Regions from separate parts of the Homo sapiens genome. Here all the other regions are linked to region 2. The links are chromatin loops, found by intact Hi-C in ENCODE. Cell type or tissue: lower lobe of right lung. All regions are shown on one strand.

The links. A loop is a pair of places that touch in the nucleus more often than their neighbours do. Peaks named below come from ENCODE experiments on the same cell type or tissue, not always from the same donor. Only the 100,000 strongest peaks of a DNase experiment are listed, where the experiment ranks them.
Region 1: it touches region 2 in a loop (4-fold over the local background); 5 of 110 quality-filtered maps call a loop at or near these places.
Region 3: it touches region 2 in a loop (4-fold over the local background); 4 of 110 quality-filtered maps call a loop at or near these places.

The regions. Positions count from the first base shown.
Region 1 is chr4:25,652,122-25,660,121 of GRCh38, reverse strand. SLC34A2 (solute carrier family 34 member 2) reads right to left here and starts at 4,271. Exons shown (of 13, transcript NM_006424.3): 1 at 4,232-4,271. RefSeq lists an enhancer at 3,908-4,821. In lower lobe of right lung, no CTCF peak of the experiment used is centred here; DNase peaks (open chromatin) are centred at 1,443, 4,331 and 5,911; H3K4me3 peaks cover 6,765 bases; H3K27ac peaks cover 7,753 bases; H3K27me3 peaks cover 2,773 bases.
Region 2 is chr4:25,435,939-25,443,938 of GRCh38, reverse strand. LOC105374536 (a long non-coding RNA gene) reads right to left here. Exons shown (of 4, transcript XR_925494.3): 2 at 2,193-2,409. Among named protein-coding and RNA genes, the nearest start is that of ANAPC4, 63 kb to the right of the region's middle. RefSeq lists a silencer at 2,149-2,258. In lower lobe of right lung, CTCF peaks have their summits at 2,228 (motif pointing left) and 3,837 (motif pointing left); DNase peaks (open chromatin) are centred at 748, 958, 2,238 and 3,416; H3K27ac peaks cover 1,932 bases.
Region 3 is chr4:25,559,437-25,567,436 of GRCh38, reverse strand. All of the region lies in intron 1 of LOC101929161 (a long non-coding RNA gene), which reads left to right. Among named protein-coding and RNA genes, the nearest start is that of SLC34A2, 92 kb to the left of the region's middle. In lower lobe of right lung, no CTCF peak of the experiment used is centred here; DNase peaks (open chromatin) are centred at 3,931, 4,286 and 6,626; H3K27ac peaks cover 1,757 bases.

The DNA.
Region 1 (8,000 bases), 220 kb before region 2:
CAAAAAGATATTTGCTGCTCTATCATTTACAGTGTGAAAAAATGAAAAAAGAGAAATTACTCCTTCTAACTATGGTATGTCCATGCATTGTAAGAGCATGCCATTAAAGAGGTTATACTGAATCAGTAAAACCATAGGGAAATGCTTTAGATAAACTTCACATCTAAAGCACTTCTTTTTCCCATTCACAGCATCATCTCAACAAGGCAGACAAGATCCAGAAATGTTCTCTGGAGGTAAAAGGGAGTGGTGAGACTGTGGGTGATTTTTTAAATTTTAGAAGAAAATTATTTTAAAAGATGCAACTCAACCTCTAAGCTCACAAAGGTAAGATGGCTCAGTGATACCTGGAGAGAGGCGAATCACAGTGAGGGAGGGCTGGCTCTGCAGAGGCCTGCCCCTCACTATATGCAACCCTGAGCCACTCTGAGCTTCAGCTTCATCATTGTAAAAATGGGGACAATACCATCTTGCTTACTGAGCTGTTATGAGGACTAATTGGTTAATAAGTGTAGGTGAGGCTAGAGCATGGTGCCTGGCAGAGTAAACACTCGGAACTCTTGTTTATTGTTCATGACACAATGTGGAAATGCACTGTGTCATGAACAATAAACAAGAGTGTTTATTACGTGGAAATGCACTGTGTCATGAACAGTAAATGGCCTCATTTCCACTGTGTGTACCCTAGACTATAAGCTCTTCATCTCCAATGCTCAGCATGGTAGTGGATCTCAGTTAATATTTGAATAAATGAATCCAAAGCCTGTGAGAGAAAGATGCTAATGTTTGTTTTGTGGCAGAGGAGTGTCCTATACAGTTTGTGACCTCATTAAATCTACCAAGGAAGGAGTTTTTCTTCTCAGTGTACAGACAAAGAAACTGAGGCACAGAGAAACAAAGAAGCTTGCCTCCAACTACCTGGAGCTGGTGTCAGGATATGAACCCAAGACTGCTGGCTCCAAAGCCAGAAGCTTTTCCACAGATCTCACAGCCAGGGGCAAAGGGAGGAGAAATTCTCCAGCCCTCAAAGCACCAGGGCACCCAGGGGCCTTAGGTCTAGGCACATTGAGGGCTCTGAGTGTTTTCGGATAGCTGGCTAGATTGGCATGTCTGCAGGTCACTCCCACATGATCATTCAGATGCTGGAAATGCCCGCCCAAGAATGTTGCAATGGATGAGCAGGAGGGGAGGGTGGTGGGGGTGGGGTGGGTGGGTGGGGGTGGGTATTAAATGGTGCAGGCAGAGAATGTACCCTGGAGCTCTGAGCCCCTCTAAGCCTTTCTCCTACCCCCATAGCCCTGGCGCAACCACTGCCTTGTTCTCTCCCAGCCTTCCCAAGGCCTCACTCCAGCACATTCTTGCCACCTGCCAGAAGCAGCAGAGGAAGGGAGAAGTCATCATTTGGAAGCTTTTTACTAAAGCCCAGGGAGGGGCTCCCCCGCTGCCACACTGGCCTCTATAACCGAGTTGCCTGTGTGCCTCACCCTCTTGGCTCCACTTCCTGCACCACATGGGCACCCACTGCCAGAAAGAGCTCTTATTCTTTCTTGAAGACCCAGGAGAGGAACTTTCTTGACTTGGCTCAGACTTGGGAAGCAGGGGAATGTAGGGTACCTGGCAGTCACCCAACCCCTACATTCGCATTGTTTGGGCTTCTCCAACCAAGACCTGTTCCTGGGCCCCTTGTGCCCAGAGCAGCAGTCAAGGCCATCTGAAGAAATGGGGAGAGGAGGAAGCCCAGGGCAGTGGTCCTGTGAGGAACCAGAACATGGACACACAGTCTCCCATCAGAATGGCAGCCTTCACAAGCACAGGGACTAGAGTATGGCCATTGTATCCCCAGCACATAGGACAGTGCTGGGCACATGGTAGCCAAGTAGTGTTTATTAAAGACTTTGTGCCTGGCACTTGCAAATTGGTGCACAAATTTACTCACAGCATTTCATGTATCTATGTAAACTTAGAGTCTCCTTTAAAATGAACAGTATCCTCATTCTATAGAGGGAAAAACTGAGCCACAGAGAGGTTAATGGCTTCAAATCACATAGGCACCACAACACTGCAGAGATAATTTCAACCTCATGCAGGCCAGTGTTCTCGGGATGCCCAGGAAAACTTTCTTGTACTTTGAAAGAATGACTCTGTGCTTCAAAAATTCCCAAGAGGGTGACGTCTCCTTTTCCTCTGCTTCCCTTACAGCCATCACAAGGAAAAATAATCACCCCTATAGGCTAAGGGTGGTGGCTCACACCTATAATCCCAGCACTTTGGGAGGCCAAAGTGGGAGAGTCCCTTGAACCTGTGAGTTTGAGACCAGCTTAGACAACATAGTGAGACCCTGTCCCTACATTACTGCTAATAATAATCTCTTCAAGGACACAATGGTGGTAGTGATGAGAGGAGTCAAGGAAGCAATTGGCCTGGGCCTCACATTGATAGATAACTTGAGTTTACATTTTTGATGTGGCACACTAATAAACTTTAAACTTGGGCCATATCACCAAACCACACCCTCACCATGCACTATCAATTTGTATTTATGATATCTTAAAATAAATCCTGTAAATAACTTGTAACTATATCAGTTGTGCTGCATTGTATTGGGGGGGGAGGTTAAAGCAGTTAAATTTGTAAATATAAACATCTTAAAAATACCGCAATCTTTTTATAGCCCTCTTTTTGTACCTTTGCATTTTAAAAATTCACTGAGATGAATAAATTCCCTGGGATGTCCTGATTGCTCCCTGCGGTCCCCAGAATGGAAGTGGGGGTGTGGGTGAGGATGGAGGAGTGGAAGATGCCTGAAACTGGTTACTAAAGCCCAGTTTATTCCAAAGCACTCTGATTCTGTGAGGCTGTTTTCCTCATTGCATTGAATTCGGGCTATTTTTTTGTCCCCTTTGTGTCTAACAGCAACAATCAGAAGCCCATCCTCATACCACAGGGGACTTGCTTCATTGAGACAGTTGAGCAATTTGGGGAGTTTTGGATGGGGCAATTTGTTTAGCATCCAAACCTTTTACAAAGCACGCCTTTCTTATCACCCATTCCCCAAATTACAAAAGCAGAGAAGATCATGATCAGCGGGCATGGGACAAAAGAGGCAATCTTTTTTATTTTTGTTTTTCTTTAACAATCTGAAACAACGGCCACTCCTACAAGCACAGTTTTCCAAGAATACCCAACCCAGGACAAGTTAAAGAACTGCCAGCACACAAGGGAAGAAGGAAAAAGGAAAGAACGACAAGGCCCAGAGCGATCAGGGCTAACACAGAAACCCCCTGGGGCACCCAAACAGGAAGAGGGGACTCGAGTGATGAAATCCACAAGCTGCTTCCATGAAATCAACATGTTTGAAAAAGGGACCTCCTCAAAGAAAACGAGATTCCAACTCTCTTCAGCGCAGTGCGAGCCACCGGTGGCAGGCACCGTTGCAGGGAACCTGAACTAACTCCATGCCATGCAGCCCCCAACTTTCTGGCCTGAGGATGCGCAGTCCCCGAACCCAACCACTCCTGTGCACATCTCCTTGTAAGTTATCTCCCCAGCCTGCTCACCCATTTGTGGCTTGGAAAACATAAATTGCGGGCTTTGCTCCCCAAGACGGCTGAAGGACGGACCCTTCGCTGATGGCCACGGGCCCTAATAGAAACAAACTAAGACTGTCTCCTAGGCACCTTAAATAACTGCAAACAAGCACTGTACCACGTGGAAGTCACACTTGGGTGGGGGGCAGTGTCACATCACCAGGCAGCCACCACAAACCTAGAATTTTCATGGTCCTGAGATGTCGCATTCCCCTTCTTATAAAGAATGGAAGACGGCAGCCCAGGGGCTCACAGGGACTAGCGTTGTCACATGGCTAGTTGGTGACCCAGCCACAAAGAGCCTAGCTATCCTGATTCCTAGGTGGAGATTTCTATCCCCTGGGCCTTTCCTCTTCCAAACCACGACTCTCAAAACAGTGATCATTTTAGAATCCACAAGTGTGGCTGATTAATAACACTGTCGATCGTAAGAGTGTAGCAGCAAAAGCTGTAATAAAAGCAATAACCGTAACATTAAGAAGAAAACAACTTGAACATTGTGGAGAGCTTTGTGTTTTTCACTTCTGCGGCCCAAAGCCAGCCAAGTTCCTTGAAGTCAGCACCGAGAGGTATTTGCAAGAATTAAGTGAATCAAAGTCCTTGAAAGAGCGAGGAAGCGCCCCTGCCCCGGCGGCGGTACTCACCAGCGCTCCCTCCGCAGGTGCTGGGCTGGAGGCGGCGGCCAGGTGGAGCGCAGCGCCCCGGGTATATATGGCGAAGGTGTTGCGCAAAGAGGCTGGCCGCTGTCATCACGCCCCTCGCACATTCCAGGACCGCCTGCCGCAGCCGCCGCCGGGGCACTGCCTACCTGCCGCCTTAATGAACCCATCGCGACTTCGCCCGCTGCGCGGAGAAGACGCGCGGCCAGCCAGGCTGCCGAGAGAAAAGCTCCGACGGGCCCCGCCGCGCGAACTGGCCCGAACGGCCCCAAACGGCCCCGCGCCCCTCGGCGCCCCGCGCGCCCTAGCCTGGCTGGTGCGCGCCCTCTCCCGCCCCGACTCGGTCCGCACGAGATTCCCGCAAGTGGGGCTCTCCCGCCCCTGCCTTCTCCTCAAGAACTTGAACCTTCTAGTCTAGCTCCTGTGAGGCTCAAGAGGTCAGAGACGTGAAGACACAGATAAAAGCCAGTTGGAAAGTCAGGGATAAAGCCCTTGGAAACAAAGCCTGGATTGTTCACCTTTATCAGTCTGTGGGGCGCTTTCTGCCCTGGGAGTCTGGGCTCTAGGTCCGCAATGGGAAAGGCTGGGACCGTCAAGCTGAGGAAAAGGAAGGGGGCTGTTCTCACCACTCCGTCCTAAGCCTGCTGCGGGTTTGGCAAACCACTGCGCTCGTTTCACATCCTGCTCTGCCTCGTGTCACCTGCGTGTGTATACAACAGTTCTCCAAACTGCTGTGAGATAGGATCTGTCCCAGGGAGAGTCCACCCCCATGCTTATCCCAACAGCTCCCCAGTTCTGTGCCGGGCACTGCTGGGCAGGCTTTGTCTCCAATGTGCACACGAAAGCCTTCCCTGGGGCTAAGACTGGCGCCCTCTCTAGCTGAGGTTTAAGGGGTTAGGGGATATGATACAATTACCCAGGATTTGCTGAGCAGGAAGAAAACCTGCTTCTTATTCTGAAACCCAGACCCTCTCCTCTGCTGCGCACTCTCCTGGTTTTATAGTGGAGCACAGTGAGGCTCAGTGAGCTTACTAGTTGCCCAGCTCCTCACAACAGCGGAAGCACCCTACTGGAATTAGCTGGTTTCATTCCAACATCGAGTTCTCTCCACTGTGCAAGGGGAAGGACTCGGGAGCACGACTTCCAGGAGCCTAGAGCTCTGGGGCTGGTGTTGGCGGTGGCTAAGCACACTGACTCTGGGCCGAAACTCCGGGAAATCAGTTCCCTGTTCTGCCCCTTGCTTTCCCTGGCTCCATTTGCTTATGTGCAAACTGGGAATAATGGTCCCCGTTGGAGTAAAGTGAGCTAAAATATGTAAAGAATGTGGAATGGTACTTGGCACATAAATAGTATTCAGTGCGAGTTAACCATGATCGTTTTCACAGGGAAACTCTGGTGTTGGGAGAAGATGGGTGGGAAGCCTTGATTAGACTCATCTAGAACCTTCACTGGAGAAATCAAATCTGCTTGGGTTGCTGTTATTACAGGGATGATGGTTTTGCTAGTGGGTGTTGGCCTTCAGATCCAACTCTCAGACAATGATCAACCAGTACCTTTGCAACAAGCAGCTTCTAAAGCATAGTCCACTGATGACAGGAATCCCCTGGCACCTGTTCACCAAGCTCAGCTCTGCCTCCAGCCCTGGGCAAGGCGGACTGCAGACACCACTTGGCTTTACAATGAGGAAGGGCTCTACTGCCAGGGTGCAGAGGAGGAAGCGTGCTGCACACACTGCTGTCGGTGAACTCGACCCGGATTCGGCAAAGCCTGGCTCTTAGTTCATGTCCTGCTCTGCCCTGTGCTTGGGGGTTCACAGGAGCAGGTCTTAACAGGACAGTCACCTCAATGAGAATCCCCTCCTGACTGTGGGCTTTCATTTGGGACACAGACCTAATTGCCTTTCCATTACTTTCAACAAGGAGTGAATGTAGGAGGGAGACCAAAATTTCAAAAACTTGGAGAAAGAAAAAGGTATCCCTTTTGTGTTCCGATTAAAAAGGCAAAACAGGTTCAATCCCGAACATTGTTCTCTTAATGTGTATAGATCTTGGTAGTAGATCAGGGATGGTATCTGATTCTAGTTTGGGATTGTAATTTATATAATTTTTTTTTACAAAGTCTGGAGGAAAGGTAGATGGCGTGTCTGTGTTCATCACTCTATAATCTCTCCCTTTAGGAGAGTACAATTTGCTGAAGAACATTTTCCTATCGTTATTCCATCTGAGATACAAAATACTCTCACCATTTAGTACTTCAAACATAGAGCCTTATGTATAAATACAAACATCTAAAATACTTTCATCGAGGCTGGGTGTGGTGGCTCACATCTGTAATCCCAACAGTTTGGGAGGCCGAGGCAGGCAGATCACTTGAAGCCAGGAGTTGGAGACCCGTCTACCAACATGGCGAAACCCCGTCTCTGCTAAAAATATAAAAAAATCCCAGCTGCTCAGGAGGCTGAGTCACAAGAATCACTTGAACCCGGGAGGCGGAAGTTGCAGTGAGAGCTAACTGCAATCCAGCCTGGATGACAGAATAAGAATCTGTCTCAAAAAAATTAAATTAAAAAAAAATACTTTCATCAAAAAAGTGTCACCAAACCGGGCACAGTGGCTCAAGCCTGTAATCCCAGCATTTTGGGAGGCCGAGACGGGCGGAACACAAGGTCAGGAGATCGAGATGATCCTGGCTAACACAGTGAAACCCTGTCTCTACTAAAAATACAAAAAAAAATTAGCCGGGCATGGTGGCGGGTGCCTGTAGTCCCAGCTACTCAGGAGGCTGAGGCAGGAGAATGGCATGAACCTGGGAGGCAGAGCTTGCAGTGAGCCAAGATCGTGCCACTGCACTCCAGCCTGGGCGACAGAGTGAGACTCTGTCTCAAAAAAAAAAAGTATTACCATTTTTTCAACTCATTTCAGTATATTTTTGCGCCTATTGTCCTATGAGGTGAGATTTAACAAGTTGGTAGGCTCTGTGTTAATCTGGAGAGGAAACACCCCATCCAGGGCTGGCTGCTACCCAGCTTCAGATATTGCATGAGAAAATATAGTCAGATGCTGTCAGATCTTGACTTTTGTGGGGAAGCCAGATATACAGGTCTTTATGTGAAATGTACCATTAAAAAAATACGGAGTAGGTCAAACAAAGCAGCTCTGTGAACTACTGATTTTCATCCTGGTGCTAGACATACTCTCAGCTGTTCGGACCCTGCCCCAGTGCCCTTTCTACCAGTATATGGCTTGTCCCCAAGGCCCTCTGGCACTTCTTTTTACCCTTCACTGGGGCTGACTTTCTTTACAACAAAGTGGCAGAGAGATTCCACAGGAGTGATTGGATGACAGCCTTCCTGGGAGGTGATTGTGTGGTGAGACAAAGGCACCCAGGAGTCCAGGTTCTCCTTTCTCTTCCTCGGCTCGGTGCCTTACCCTCTGAGTCACCAGGCCTGGGAAAACCCAGGAGTTCAGACTGATGGGAAAGTCCTAGCTCATTCCAAACTCTCTGGCAGGATGAAGCTGCCAGTTACTGAAGACAGAAAAGAGGTAGGGATGGCACATAACTGTCTGCTTGACTCTCAGCTGTCCAGGCAGGGCCTGGAGAGGAGGCAGCTGACTTCTGGGCTGACCTGCCCAGGGTACCCACCCCTGAGGACCAGTGAGCAAGCCCACTTAGTGCTTTTTCCCTGGCCGCAGCTGCTGCAAGAGAGGGGCACAAAGTGGATTGCATCATAAAAGCCTGAGAAAGTGTCTCCAAA
Region 2 (8,000 bases):
AACATTTTTTTAAAATTTGGGTCACATCTATTATATAAACTTGCCGTTTTAGGCATTTTTAAGTATGCTATTCAGTGGCATTAATTACATTCACAATGTTGTACACGTCATGTTCCTTATTTAACTTCAGAAAGCCTAGTCCTCTCATCTGTTATGTGGGGGTAACAATAGCACCCACTTTTGAGAGAAACTGCAGGATTATCCGGGATAATCCAAGTGAAATGGCACAGTGCCAGCGTATAACTGACCCTCAACAAGTATTAGCTATTTTGTTGTTTTTGTTTTTGTTTGAGACGGATTCTCACTCTGTCGCCCAGGCTGGAGTGCAGTGGCACAATCTCGGCTCACTGCAACCTCCGTTTCCCGGGTACAAGCAAGTCTCATGCCTCAGCCTCCTGAGTAGCTGGAATTACAGGCATGCACCACCACGCCCGGCTAGTTTTTGTATTTTTAGTAGAGATTGGGTTTCACCATGTTGGTCAGGCTGGTCTCGAACTCCTGACCTCAAGTGATCCACCCGCCTTGGCCTCCCAAAGTGCTGGGATTACAGGCGTGAGCCACCACACCCAGCCAATATTTGCTGTTTTATGCTTTATTCCACTTCCTCCTGTGTGCTCCCAGTTACACTGGCCATCTTGGTGCCCTCATCACCTCCTGCTGATGAACACCTCCCCCGCCCCCTCCACAGTGACCACAGGCTCACCCTCCTAATGGGTAAATCAGATCCAGTCCAGTTTCTGGCTCACAATCCCTCCCGCCTACTCATCATCCTCAGTGGACGTAGCCCTCTCACTTGAACGTACACCCACATCACCTGAAGGGTAGAATCACCTGGAGAGCGTGCTTACCACACATGGCTTGCTGAGCAGGGCCCTACACCTCTGGTCTCTGATTCAACAGGTGTGGGTGAGCCTGAGATTTTGCATTCCTAACCCCTTCTCAGGTAAGGCTGATGCCGCTGTCCAGTGACCCCACTTTGAGAGCCACTGAGCTGGAGAATGAGGTATGCAGAACCTGATTCCGTACCTCATTACTCCGTGGCCACCACCCCTCCCCATCGGGAGGCAGCTCCTGCTGGGTTATTGCAATAGGCTCCTCACCAGCTTCCCTTGTTCAGCGCTTTCTTCCCTACAGTCGATTCTTAACACAGCTGTGAGTGATTCTTTTACCACAGAACTAGGATCCTGTTCTTCCTCTCCTTAAAATGCTCCAGTGGTGGGCCAGACATGGTGGCTCATGCCTGTAATCCCAGCTCTTTGGGAGGCTGAGGTGGGAGGCTGGCTTGAGCCCAGGAGTTCAAGACCAGCCTGGGCAACAAAGCAAGACTCCATTTGTACAAAAAATAAAATAAATATAATTAGCCTGGTGTGGTGGCACACACCAGCTACTCAGGAGGCTGAGATGGGAGAATCACTTGTGTCCAGGAGGTAGAGGCTGCAGTGAGCCACGATTGTGCCACTGCACTCCAGCCTGGGAGGCAGAGCAAGACCCTGTCTCAAACACAAAAATCCTCCAGCGGTGTCCCATCTCATTTAGGATAAAACCTGCTGGCCTTACCATTTCCTCTGAGGTTTATTGATCTGGCCCCTGCACCTCTGCGCACCTTAGGGCCTTTGCTATTGCTGTCCTCTGGCCCCCCCATCCCACCACCACCCCACCCCCCACAATCCCAGATATTCACCCAGCCTCTTCTCTCACCTCACTCAGATCTCTTCTCAAATGCCCTAACCTAGATAGCAACTTCTTCCCTCTTCCTTCCTTTCTCTCTAGCTCCTTAACCTGCCTCACCTTTCTTTGTAAGCTGTGCTGTTATGTGAAATTACCTTGCTCATGTATTTGTGTACTTGATTATTGTCTATCCTTCCCTCGCCATTAGAATGTAAGACCATAAGGGCAAGGCTTGGATGTTGATCAGCGCCCACAATGATGATGGCATATCGGAGGCACACAGTGTTTGTTGAATGAATAAATGACACCCTAACTTCCTAATATGGCACATCATCTCTCCATGATCTCTGCCCACCTCTCTAGCCAGACTTCTTGTTCCTCTCCAGAGAACACCCCAACCACACTCAACCTGACTTACAAGTCGGAGGAGGTGACCCAATCATTGACACCTCCAAGCTTTTGCACACACTGTGCTTTTGTCTGAAATGCCCTTTCCTACTTTGTCAGTCTAGGGAATGACTTACCCATATTTTCAGTTGGACTTGAGCGCCACCTCCTGATGAAGCCTGCCCAGGTTCCCACAGGCAGAGCTAAGCCCAACCCCTACACCTCTCATCTCATCTAGGTGCTTGTCCATCTGTGTCCTCTCCATCCACTCAAGGGCAAGGGCAAGGTCTTCATCTTGCATCTGCGGGAGCTGGCACAGAGCCTGGTTCATGGTACATGCCCCAGGAATATTGGCTGAATAAAAGAAACAATGAGCAGAAATCAGCCAAACCCCCTGAGTTTTATTTCTCTTAATATTACCCTTAAAGTGACAGAAATGATAATGCTAATTATCTTTAAAGCAATGCCTGAATATATGAAAGAAAAGTGAAATTTTATTTTTCTTTCTTTTTTATTTTTATTTTTTAAGGCAAAGTCTCACTGACTCTGTCACCCAGGCTGGAGTGCAGTGGCATGATCTTGGTTCACTGCAACCTCCGCCTCCTGGATTCAAGTGATTCTCCTGCCCCAACCTCTGAGTAGCTGGGATTACAGGCACCTGCCACCACGCCCAACTAATTTTTATATTTTTAATAGAATTGGGGTTTCATCATGTTGGCCGGGCTGATCTTGAACTCCTGACCCCAGGTGATCCTCCCAATATGCTGGGATTACAGGCGTGAGCCACTGTGCCCGGCCTGAAAAGTGAAATTTTCTAAACTTTCCAGGATGCTCTTGAGGCTCCTGACCCCCAAGTACTCCCTCATAGCTTGTGGGAGCCCAGGCAGAAGTCCAGGGAGTGGAGCAGGCACCAGGACCCCACCAGCTTCCTAGCAGAGCTCCACCTGAGTGTCAGGCAGAGGTGGGAGTGAACCCCACGGGAGGGGAGGTTTCAGGCTGACCCAGCTGACTCTAGGATTGAGCTTTTTCCTCTAGGAGAAACACGCAACATCCTCCGCCTTGCCCTCCTCCAGGAATTGAGAAAATGTGTGGGGACACTGCTTTCTTATCACCGCGGAGTTGTCTAAGTTGAATTTTCCCAGAGAAGTTAGCAGCATTAGTATCAGTAAAATGAATGTGCTGAATGTTCAACTTTTTCTTTTTTTCTGTCTGTTTTTGGTCTTATCAGAAACTCCAAAAATAAACATTCTTTCTCAGGCTTGACCCTCACATGGCCTTGGTGTTCCCCTTCTGAAGAAATCAAACGCAACAATGGAAGGGCTTTGCACAGCCCTGGCCACATGGCTCCCCTCCAAGGCAGGCCTGTCCTCTGATGGACGTAGGCGGCCAGCCAACTTGTGATTTAAAAGTTGGCACTTCATGTAATTGCACTAAAGAGAAAAGAGATCCTGGTGGGTAGACACAGGCTCTGGATTGTTAGAAAATTACGTTTCTCATTATAAATTGTGATTTTAAAGGCAATTGTTTCACTCCTAAAAGAGGGCAAAGAGATAACAAGACTAATGGACAGATGGGCAAAGACTAGGATGATGATGGTAGTGGTGGTTATGTTGAGGAAGAAGATAATTTTTTAAAATCAAGAGAAGTAGTGTCAAGCTTAGTGCTTTTTTCAGACCTACAGATGTGAAATCAAAGTGGCAGGCACCATGGGGATCTTTGCTAAAGATAATAGAGGCCCATCTGATGCCCAGCCTAAGGTATGGCTCCCTCTAGTGGTCAGAGGAATTTCTGCATTGGCTCCTTCACTTGTAACAGACGCTCAGGCTCCAGCTTTTGATGCAAGCCAGCCAGGAGTTGAGACTTGGTCACTGGGTTTCCAGGGTGTAATTTTTCCCACTTTCACCTCCTTCCCTATCTTCCATGGCCTCTGGCTCCCAGCCCTACAATTTTCCAAGATCTCCTTCTATAGGTCCCAAACTAACATAAATAATAATATTGATTTGTCCAGTAACCTAAGGTTTACAGTTTGCTTTTGCATCAATTATCTGAATCCTATCCTTGTAAGGTAGATGTACCCATTTTATAGGCAAGCAGATTAAGTCTCAAAAAGGTAAAGTGACTTGCTCAAAATCACAAAACTAGTTAAATTTAGCACTGGGAGTTAAACTGGTATAGTCTGAGCCCAAATCATGAGCTTTTCCATTTACATTGCAGCAGCCTTCAAAAGGGGGAAATTATATGGTTGATTTGAAATACAGAGAAGTAGAAAAATGCTATGAATTTCATCATTTTCATAAACATCACACGGGGAGAAAATGTACTTAAATGAGACTTGCCTCTAATCAAATATGTGACCTTGGCCCTGAGGGGCTGATTCATGTAGGTTCAATAGTACTATAATCTACAACTTGATTGCAAGGTTAAGGTCTACTAAAACTGTTGGTGGGAGTTAGAAACTCAAATGGCCTAGGAAAAGCAATAGCCTTTCTGTGAGCCAGGCTGGGACACACTCCCTAACATATTCCTTACTTGTTCCAGCATACCTGAGCAATAGAGAGCCTCCCTGCAGGCATCTTGTCATACAAAGGGATTTTTCAGCTATGGACATCCCAGAATAACATACAGTGACTCCAGAATCATTACTTGCAGGTACCAAAAGTTTTCAGTAAAATGGTGAATCCCAAAGTTCTCCCTGGTTTACCTTTGCCTATCTCTAGCCTTCATCCTCTTCCTACTTCCCCAGGCAAGACCCTTAAATAGGCTCTTCACAAAAAAGGATTTACAAATGGCCAAGAAACATATGAAAACATGCTCAACTTCATAAGTCATACACAAATGCAAGTAAAACCACAATGTCAACCCACTGCACACCAAAGAGAATGGCTAACATGAAACAGACAGGTAATACCAAGTCTTGGCAAATAGACGGTGCAACTGAAACACTCAGACATTGCTGGTGGGAGTGTAAATGGCGCAATCACTTTGAAAAAAACTGTTGTCATACACCTTATGACCCACTCCTAGGTATATACTCAACAGAAATACTTACACATATGAACCAAAATAAAGGTACAAGAATGTCATAGCAGTTTATTCCTAATAACCTAATAATGAAAACAACCCAATACCCATCAACAGAATAGATAAGTAAATTGTGGCATATTCAGACAATGGAATATGATAAGGGAATTAGAATAAACAGATTGTTGTTACACACAACACAGATGGATCTTACAAAAATAATGTTGAGAAAGAAAGTAAACACACAAACACAAAAATACATGTACAGTGCGGATAAGTCTACTTATAGGAAGTTCAAAGCCAGATGAAAGTAAGATATGGTCAGCATAGCAGTTATCTTTTGAGTGGGGGGCATAAAGTGGGCTTCCGGGATCCTGATAATATTCTGTTTCTTGACCTGAGGGTTGATCACCTGGGTGTTTTCACTTTATGATCATTTATCAAACTATATTGTGACAATTTGCTTCCTTTTCTTAATGTATGTAATCCTTTGATAAAAAGATTTTAAAACTCTATGATTTTAATAGAAATATAGGATGAGTATTTTTAAAATCATGGTGGATTGGAAATGTATGGACAATCTGGCATATTTTCAGGTTGGCTGAGTAGCCTGGCTGATGACTAGAGTCATTGGTAGCTGGAAACAGCTATGGTACTGCAAATAGGAGTTGAAATAGGAGTCAAAACACAGTGCAGATGGCAAATAGCAGGAACAGCATGTGGCTGGCTGTTGTTGGTCCAGACCATGCCTGCACCTGCAGATATCAATCACTGTTATGAGCCTCATCCAACATAAAGGAAGACTTTCACAGACCCAAAGAAGTCTCTGCCAAAGCAGGTGCCTGCTGCCCATATTTATTCATTTGGTGTCCATCTAGCAACCTATCCAATGCACTGTTTCTCAAACTGGGGCCTGAGGATGTTCCAAATGTTCATTGATGGAAGATTCTTGGGGGCCTATGAACTGTTTCCTGTAAAGGAGGCCATAAATAACTTAAGTTTGACAGTATGGAGATTCCTCAAGAACTAAAAATAGAACAACCCAGCAATGCCACCACTGAGTATCTACCTAAAGGAAAAGAAATCATTATACCAAAAGATACCTGCACTTGTATGTTTATGCACTATTCACAATAGCAAAATCATGGAACCAACCTACATGTCCATCAGTGATTGACTGGATAAAGAAAATGTGACATACACACACACACACACACACACACACACACACACACACACACAGAATACTACACAGCCATAAAAAATGAAATCATGGCTGGGCGTGGTGGCTCACGCCTGTAATCCCAGCACTTTGGGAGGCCAAGGCAGGCAGATCATGAGGTCAGGAGATCAAGACCATCCTGGCTAACACAGTGAAACCCCGTCTCTACTAAAAATACAAAAAATTAGCCGGGCGTGGTGGCGGGCGCCTGCAGTCCCAGCTACTCGGGAGGCTGAGGGAGGAGAATGGCGTGAACCCGGGAGGCAGAGTTTGCAGTGAGCCGAGATTGCGCCACTGCACTCCAGCTTGGGCGATAGAGCCAGACTCCTTCTCAAAAAAAAAAAAAAAAAAAAAAAATGAAATCATGTCCTTTGCAGCAACTTGGTTGGGGCTGAAGGCCGTTATTCTAAGTGAAATAACTCAGAAACAGAAAATCAAATACCACACGTTCTCACTTATAAGTGGGACCTAAACAATAGGTGTGCATGGACACAAGGGTGGAAATGATAGACACTGGGGAGGGAGTGAGGTTTGAACAGTTCAAGGGTGCGATGTCTGCTATTTGATTGATGGGTACACTAGGAGTCCAATCCCCACCATCACACAATATACCCAGGTAACAATCCTTCACAGCTTCCTCCCGAAGCTAAAATAGAATGACTTTTATTTGAAAAAGAAGTTTAACAGTAAAAACATTATAATAATAACTTCAGATGGAGAAACCTTGAGCAAGAGGGCAAAACTGTGCTCTAAAAACAAGAGGTACAAAGATATCTAAGAGTCCCCTGAAAATCACAATATACTGGGTTTTTGCTTGTTTGTTTGTTTTGTTTTATGGGTTTATTTGTTTTTTTTTTTGGTTTTGTTTTGTTTTGTTTTGAGATGGAGTCTCACTCTGTCGCCCAGGCTGGAGTGCAGTGGTGCTATCCTGGCTCACTGCAACCTCCATCTCCTGGGTTCAAGTGATTCTCCAGCCTCTGCCTCCTGAGTAGCTGGGACTACAGGCACCTGCTACCACACCTGGCTAATTTTTGTATTTTTAGTAGAGACAAGGTTTCACCATTTTGGCCAGGCTGGTCTCAAACTCCTGACCTCAAGTGATCCTCCCACCTCGGCCTCCCAAAGTGCTGGGATTACAGGCGTGAGCCACCACTCCCAGCCTTCAATATACTGTTAAGTAGAAGAGCAACTTACAAAATAATATGTATTATATAATCTCAATGTTGCTAAAATATTTATAAGTACATGACAAAAACTGGACGGATACACAGCCAAATGTGTTCTCTCGAACTAATGGGATTGTGAGTGATTTTGTTCTTTGCTTTTCTGTATTTTTCACATTTTCTACCACAAATATTTATCACTTTGAAAATTAGGAAAAAATTAAATGTTAATTATGAAAGGAAGAAGACCCAGTTCTAGCTTGGAGGTGTATAAATATCACACAGCTCCTGGCTAAATGTACTTATGCCCTCACAGAAGTAATAAAAAAAGACTTAGCCATGTGCCTTCATTTCATCTCTATCACAGCTTTCCTATCTTGATCTGATCTTAGCTGCTCAGTTTTGGAGAGAGGGAAGGTAAGGGCCACTAATTCTGTACAGCACTCAGAGGAGTGCTACCTACAGGAAAGCCCTGTGCACAGAATAACCATGTCATTGCCATAGAAGCAACAGCGAACGCAGGGGTGTCTTGCAAATGC
Region 3 (8,000 bases), 120 kb before region 2:
CAGACCTAGAAGAGGCCTTGAAGACAGGAGCAGGGACAAGGGGGACAGGATCCTTAGACTTTGTGTCCCAGGTCCCTCACTCTCCTCATCCTCATCCCAGTCTTACATCAACATTTTCTAGCACACATTTAAGCTGCCTCCCTCCACCCCATCCCATTCATGGCTTTGTTAAGAGCATCAATCATGTTATTTTACATCACATCTCATGAATGTGGTTCTAAACAATGATAATAGGAGTTGAAAGAGAAAACCAGCTTGAGGCCGGGCACGGTGGCTCACGCCTGTAATCCCAGCACTTTGGGAGGCCGAGGCAGGCGGATCACGAGGTCAGGAAATCGAGACCATCCTGGCTAACACGGTGAAACCCCGTCTCTAGTAAAAATACAGAACATTAGCCGAGCAAGGTGGCAGGCGCCTGTAGTCCCAGCTACTCGGGAGGCTGAGGCAGGGGAATGGCGTGAACCCCAGGGGGCGGAGCCTGCAGTGAGCCGAGATCGTGCCACTGCACTTCAACCTGGGCGGCAGCGAGACTCCGTCTCAAAAGAAAAAAAAAGAAAACCAGCTTGAGGCTTATGTTGGATTTAGTGCCTTCCACAGCCTAGTAAGATGCTCAATAATGTTGATAAAATGAACTGGACTTGAGATGTGATACTAGGAAATATATTTTAGCTATGGAATATATCATCACTGTTCTCAGTGCCAGTGTTCACCACTGCATTGCAGACTGTGGTGGGAATTACAAATGCCATGCTATTAAACCACCTCAGATAGATGTCTGTTGAATTTTTTTAAAGCTTCAACTATTTCTGGTATTGATTTTCCCGAATAAGGGGCTATTATCAAGAACTGTAAAGTACTCTGTTCAGTAGATAACCATTAAAATCCAATCCCTGCCAAGTCACAGAGAGAAGAGATGGGAAAATGTGCTTTGTCAGAGGCTGGCGGAAGTCGGCTGCAGGAAGAATTTGGGGGCAAACCTTAGGAAGAGCTCAAGTTATCAAAAGCAAAATCGCCAGCCTCATGCAACAGTGAATTGGCCATCCTAGAAGTATTCCAATAGAGGTCAGATGACCCCTTTTTGGGAGATGGTGTCTATAGAGGGGCTTCTACAATAAGCTACAGAGCTCCTTGGTCCCCCTCGGAGGTTGAGTTTTTAGGATTCTTTAACACGGATTGCAAGATAAGAATCTATATAATACAGACATCAACAGATTCCTTGACTAAATCATTATCCTCTTTTATTCTGTTTTGATAGAACAATTTTTCTTTAGCTTCTTTCTTTCCTTCCTTCCTTCTTTTTTTTTTTTTGAGACAGGGTCTTGCTCTGTTGTCCAGGCTGGAGTGCAGTGGCACAATCTTGGTTCACTGCAACCTCTGCCTCCCAGGTTCAAGCAATTCTCATGCCTCAGCCCCCCAAGTAGCTAAACTGCAGGCACATGCCACCATGCCCAGCTAATTTTTGAATATTTTGTAGAGATGGGGTTTCACCAATTGGCCAGGCTGGTCTCGAACTCCTGACCTCAGGTGATCTGCCTGCCTTGGCCTCCCAGAGTGTTGGGATTACAGGCATGAGCCACTGCACCCGGTAGCTTTTTTTTCAATCAAAACTCTAATCCCGTTCACTGAAAGGAATCTTTCTGATTAGCCAAGTGAGGTATTGACTTCATACCCACTTCCCAAGTCAATCAGAACGGTCTTTGCCTTTTCATCAGGATTTCTAAACAGCAATAGACATTCATAGGGAAGGAAATGAGCATCTTGTTAAATCTTCACAAATACTCTGATAAGCAAAAATTCAGGTCCATGTTATGCAAACAAGGAAACTGTGGGTGAGGGAGGTCTCAAGATCTCACAGCTAGCAAAAGCTAGAGTGGGCACTCCTGCACAGGTCAGCATGGTTCCAGAACACATGCTCTTTCCATTATACCAGGATGTCCCCTGTGTCCACATGTGTGTATAAATACTGCACTGAGTCACCCAATCCACGTATTGTTATTTCAGTTTTTATCGATGCATCGACACTCTTCACAATATGATTCTTTTTTATTTTTTATTTTTTGAGACAGAATTTCGCCCCTGTTGCCCAGGCTGGAGTGCAATGGTGTAATCTCAGCTCACTGCAACCTCCTCTTCTCAGGTTCGATTGATTCTCCTGCCTCAGCCTCCCGAGTAGCTGGGATTACAGGCATGCGCCACCATGCCCAGTTCATTTTTGTGTTTTTAGTAGAGGCGGGGTTTCACCTTGTTGATCAGGCTGGTCTGAAACTGCTGACCTCATGTGATCCACCCGTCTCAGTCTCCCAAAGTGGTGGGATTACAGGCATGAGCCACTGAGCCGGGCACACGATACGATTCTATGTTAGCCATGAAAGGTCATCTAGTGGTAGCATTGTGCCGAGCACGGCCCTGGTAGCTTACTGTAACAAACTCGTGGTTCCCCAGCAGTAGGTACTGTTGTCATCTCCATTTCTGAGATTAAAAACAGGCTGGGCCAGGCGCGGTGGCTCACGCCTGTAATCCTAGCACTTTGGGAGACCAAGGCAGGTGGATTGACTGAGCTCAGGAGTTTGAGACCAGCCTGGGCAACACGGTGAAACCCCATCTCTACTAAAATACGAAAAATTTGCCAGGCGTGCCAGCATGTGCCTGTAATCCCAGCTGCTTGGGAGGCTGAGACAGGAGAATTGCTTGAACCTGGGAGGCGGAGGTTGCTGTGAGCCGAGATCTTGCCACCGCACTCCAGCCTGGGTGACAGAGCGAGATTCCATCTAAAAAAACAAAAACAACAACAACAAAAAAACCTGAGGCTTAGGGAGTTTAGGTGACTTGTACAAGTCACATGGCTAGTAAGTAGTAAAAAGAGGGTTTGAGCCAGGTGCAATGGCTCACACCAGTAATCGCAACACTTTGGGAGGCCAAGGGGGGAGACTGCTTGAACCCAGGCTGTGTTAGTGCCACTGCACTCCAGGCTGGGTGACAGGGCAAGAGCCTGTCTCAAACAAAACAAAACAAAAAGAGGGTTTGAACCCAGACTTTCAGTCAATCAGTATCCTTATCCGCCTTAACCACTAAACTATACTGCCTCTACCCTACTTGAGGAGGAAGAGTCATTTTACATTTTAATAAAGCATCGGCAGATAGTGTCATATTCATAGCAGGAAATTAATAAATATGGTATTAATTGGTAACGGGGGGGAGACAATCAAGGAAGGGAGGAAATAACAAATTACTAGGTGGGCAGGTAGTCAGAATGGTCTGGTGGATTGTCAGAGATCAAAGATGTTTGGCCGGGCATGGTAGCTCACACCTGTAATCCCAGCACTTTGGGAGGCCGAGGCAGGCAGATCACCTGAGGTCAGGAGTTCAAGACCAGCCTGGCCAACATAGTGAAACCCTGTCCTACTAAAAATATAAAAATTAACCGGGCGTGGTGGCACACACCTGTAATCCCAGCTACTGGGGAGGCTGAGGCAAGAGAATTGCTTGAACCTGGAAGGCCAAGGTTGCAGTGAGCCGACATCACGCCCTTGTACTCCAGCCTGGTGATAAGAGCCAAATGCCGTTTCAGAACAAACAAACAAACAAACAAAAAACCAACTGCAGGGTCAAAAGCCTTTGAGAAAAAGCTGTGATTATCCAAATGTAGTGTTGCCTTCTTGTTCCAGAAAACTGAACTGAGGGGCTGGAAAGAGGGAAGAGCTCCTGGACACCCTTTCAGATCTGAAAAACTGGCCCTGCCTGTTTGATCTAATGCCTTTGAAGGGTTAAATCAGCTCCTTTGGCTCTCCAAGCATTCATTCAACAACAATAAAAAAATTTTTTTGAGATGAGGTCTTGCTCTGTTGTTCAGGCTGGAGTTTAGTGGCGTCGTCACGGCTCACCGCAGCCTCAACCTACTGGGCTCAAGTGATCCTCCCACCTCAGCCTCCCAAAGTGCTGGAATTACAGGCATGCACCACCACGTCCAGACATTCAACAAATATTTACTTAGAGATAACTCCATGCCAGGCACTGGGAACAAGCAAAGGCCCAAATACAGCCCCTGCCTCATGGAGCTTACATCAGAGGAGTCATGAGTAGAATATGATACTTCGGGTGAGGCTAATTGCTATGAAGGTAAACAAAACCATAGCAAGAGTAACAGGAGAGGAGTGCATTTTAAATAGAGTACTCAGGCCAGGTGCTGTGGATTATGCCTGTAATCCTAGCACTTTGGGAGCTCAAGGCAGAGAGATCACTTGAGGTCACGAGACCAGCCTGGGCAACATGGCGAAATCATGCTGGCACGTGCCTGTTGTTCCAGCTACTAAAGAGGCTGAGGCAAGACAATCGCTTGAGGCCAGGAACAGTGGCTCATGCTTGTAATCCCAGCACTCTGGGAGGCCAAGGCAGGCAAATCACGAGATCAGAAGTTTGAGACCAGCCTGGCCAACATGGTGAAACCCCTCTCTACTAAAAATACAAAAATTAGCTGGGTGTGATGGTGCATGCCTGTAATCCCAGCTATTCAGGAGACTGAGGCAGGAGAATCACTTGAACCCAGGAGGTGGAGGATGCAGTGAGCCGAGATCGCGCCACTGCACCACTGCACTCCAGCCCAGGTGACAGAGTGAGACTCCATCTCAAAAAAAAAAAAAAAGAGAGAGAGAGAAACACATCATTAGGCAATTTCATCATTGTGTGATCATCCTAGAGTGTACTTTCACAAACCTAGATGGCGTAGCCTGCTACACACCTAGGATATATGGTACAGCTACAAACCTGTACAGCATGTGACTGTACTGAATACTGTAGGCAACTGTAACACAATAAGAAGTATTTATGAATCTAAACATAGGAAATTGTAACACAATGGGAAGTATTTGTGTATCTAAACATAGAAAAGGTACCATGAAAATACAGTATTATAATCTTATGGCACCACAATCATATATGCAGTCCATTGTTGACTGAGATGTTGTTATGTAGCACATGACTGTATATATTTCACTTACTTGGAAAATTGTAATATATGTATTTTTTCACTTAACTTAAAACATATATATTTTATATATACTTTTATTTGAAAAATATGTGTCTATTTCACTTACTTGAAAAGACATCAAATGAAGCAATTAAGAACTTAAGGCCAGGTGTGGTGGCTCATGCCTGTAATCCCAGCACTTGGGAGGCCGAGGCAGGTGGATCACCTGAGGTCAGAAGTTCAAGACCAGCCTAGCCAACATAGTGAAATCCTGTTACTACTAAAAATACAAAAATTAGCCTGGCATGGTGGTGCACACATGTAGTCTCAGCTACTTGGGAGGCTGAGGCAGGAGAATTGCTTGAACCCAGAAGGTGGAGGTTGCAGTGAGCCACGATCATGCCACTGCACTCCAGCCTGGGCGACAGAGCGAGACTCAGTCTCAAAAAACAAATTAAAAAAAGAAAAGAATTTAGGCTGGGCACAATGGCTCACACCTGTAATCCCAGCACTTTGGGAGGCCAAGGCGGGTGGATCACGAGGTCAGGAGATCAAGACCATCCTGGCTAACGCTGTGAAACCCCGTCTCTACTAAAAATACAAAAAAAATTTAGCCGGGCATGGTGGCAGGTGCCTGTAGTCCCGGCTACTCGGGAGGCTGAGGGAGGAGAATGGAGTGAGTGAACCCAGGAGGTGGAGCTTGCAGTGAGCTGAGATCGCGCCACTGCACTCCAGCCGGGGTGACAGAGCGAGACTCCGTCTCAGTAAGTAAGTAAATAAATAAATAAATAAATAAATAAAATAAAATTTAAAAATAAAATAAATTTAAAAATAAAATTAAAAAATAAAAGAATTTAACAACTGGGTTCTTGAGTCAGGCATCCAACCTTTGGCCTGAATCCTTTCTACTCTCTCTCTGTATGGCTTGGGTAGAAACATATTCCTTTATTTTTATTTTATCTTTTTTTTTTACCTGCCACCTATTCTTTGCAGAAACATATTTCTTTAACACTCCATTTTTGAGTTTGTAAAATAGAACTAACAAGAGTGCTGGTCGGGTGCGGTGGCTCATGCCTGTAATCCTAGCACTTTGGGAGGCTGAGGCGGGAGGATCACTTGAGGTCAACAGTTGGAGACCAGCCTGGCCAACATGGCAAAACCCTGTCTCTACTAAAAATACAAAAATTAGCCGGGTGTGGTGGCAGGCACCTGTAATCTCAGCTACTCAGGAGGCTGAGGCAGAATAATCACTTGAATATGGGAGGTGGAGGCTGCAGTGAGCTGAAATCATGCCACTGTACTCCAGCCTGGGTGACAGAGCCAGACTCTGTCTTAAAAAAAAAAAAAAGTGCCTATGGAATGAGGTTATAAGGTTGCTTGAGCATGCACAGAATAGCTGCTCAATAAATGGTAGCTACTACATTATTATCACTATTATTAATATTAAATACCTACTCTCTGTCCAACATTTTGCACGTATTACCTCTATTCATTACCAAGAACCATAGAAGGTAAATATTATTATCCTCAAATACAGATGGAAAAAAATCCCTCAGCTGGAAAGGTTGAGGAACTTGCCCAAGGGGAAGGGACAGCTCTCAGGAAAATCTTTCAACAGTCCTAGGTTCCCATGACCACACCCACCGTGACTTTGCCTTCTCCAGTGAGCATATGTAACAACCCGTGACGTCCATGGTCTTTTCTTGCCCGCACACACGCTACGTTAAGACTCTCTCTTTGTTTAGAAATCACTCTCCTTGATTTGCACTCCGTATCAGGGTTCTTTCTCTGTTTAGAAATCACTCTGCTTTGATTTGTTTGTTTCTATTAAAGAACTGGAAAACCCTTGTCCTTGATGTCTGAATGGCATAAGAGTTGTGACTGCATGGCCCCACGGCATCACAATTTCTGCCCCATGATCATAATAAAAGGAGTTGGGACCTCTGCCCTGTCAGAGCAGTAACCCATTGGGTCTTGGCAGGAGGGCCGGGTCCCACTGTGTCCTCATCCCAGACATTGAGAGTAATGGAGGTGGAAGGTGCCTCAATAGGAAGGATGAAAGCAGCAGAACTGCTACTTGGGTACGAGAACGAATAAAAAATAAGGGAAACCCCTTTTTTTTGTTTTTTGAGACAGCATCTTGCTCTGCCGCCTAGGCTGGAGTGCAGTGGCGTGATCTTGGCTTACTGCAGCCTCCACCTCCTGGGTTCAAGCGATTCTCCTGGCTCCACCTCTGGAGTAGCTTGGATTACAGGCTCAGCCACCACTCCTGGCTAATTTTTGTATTTTTAGTAGAGACAACGTTTCACCATGTTGGCCAGGCTGGTGTTGAACTCCTGACCTCAAGCGATCCGCCCGCCTCAGCCTCCCAAAGTGTTGGGATTACAGGGGTGAGCCACCACGCCTGGCGGGAAACCCTTTCTCTATCCTTTGGGGCCATCTCCTTGAAATGAAAGGAATTAAAGGGTGTGGCCCCAAGGGGAGAGAACCCCGGTTTGACAGAGCCTGGAGTGTCAAGGCTCTACCACTATGACACATGGAGTCAGGACACCAGGTCCGGGTTCTTGGGCCTCTTAGCACCACACTTCACTGCCACTTAATCTTGAAATTCTGGAATAGTCTCCTGCAAAAGATGAGCCACGTTCAAACAACAATTTGAACCCAACCCAAGCTCTTGTATACTCTTAACTACTACGAGATCAATAACTTTCACAATTCTCTCATTCTAAACATGAAACAATTTGCTCACTGGACAAAGAGCCATTCATCTGTTCCTTCATTCACTCAGTAAATATGCATAAGATCGTATGATGTGCCAGGCACAGTTCTCAGTGCGGGGACTATAGCAGTGGACACCACAGACAGAAATCCCTGCCCCATAGGGCCCATGTGCTGTCAGGACTAGACCAACAATAATAAATACACAAATAAGTAAGTTATATTGGATATTGGAGATAACAAGAGATAAGAATTGAAAAGGAGAGAGAGAGAAAATAGGTGGAGTGAAGCCAGGCATGGCAGCACATGCCTGTTGTCC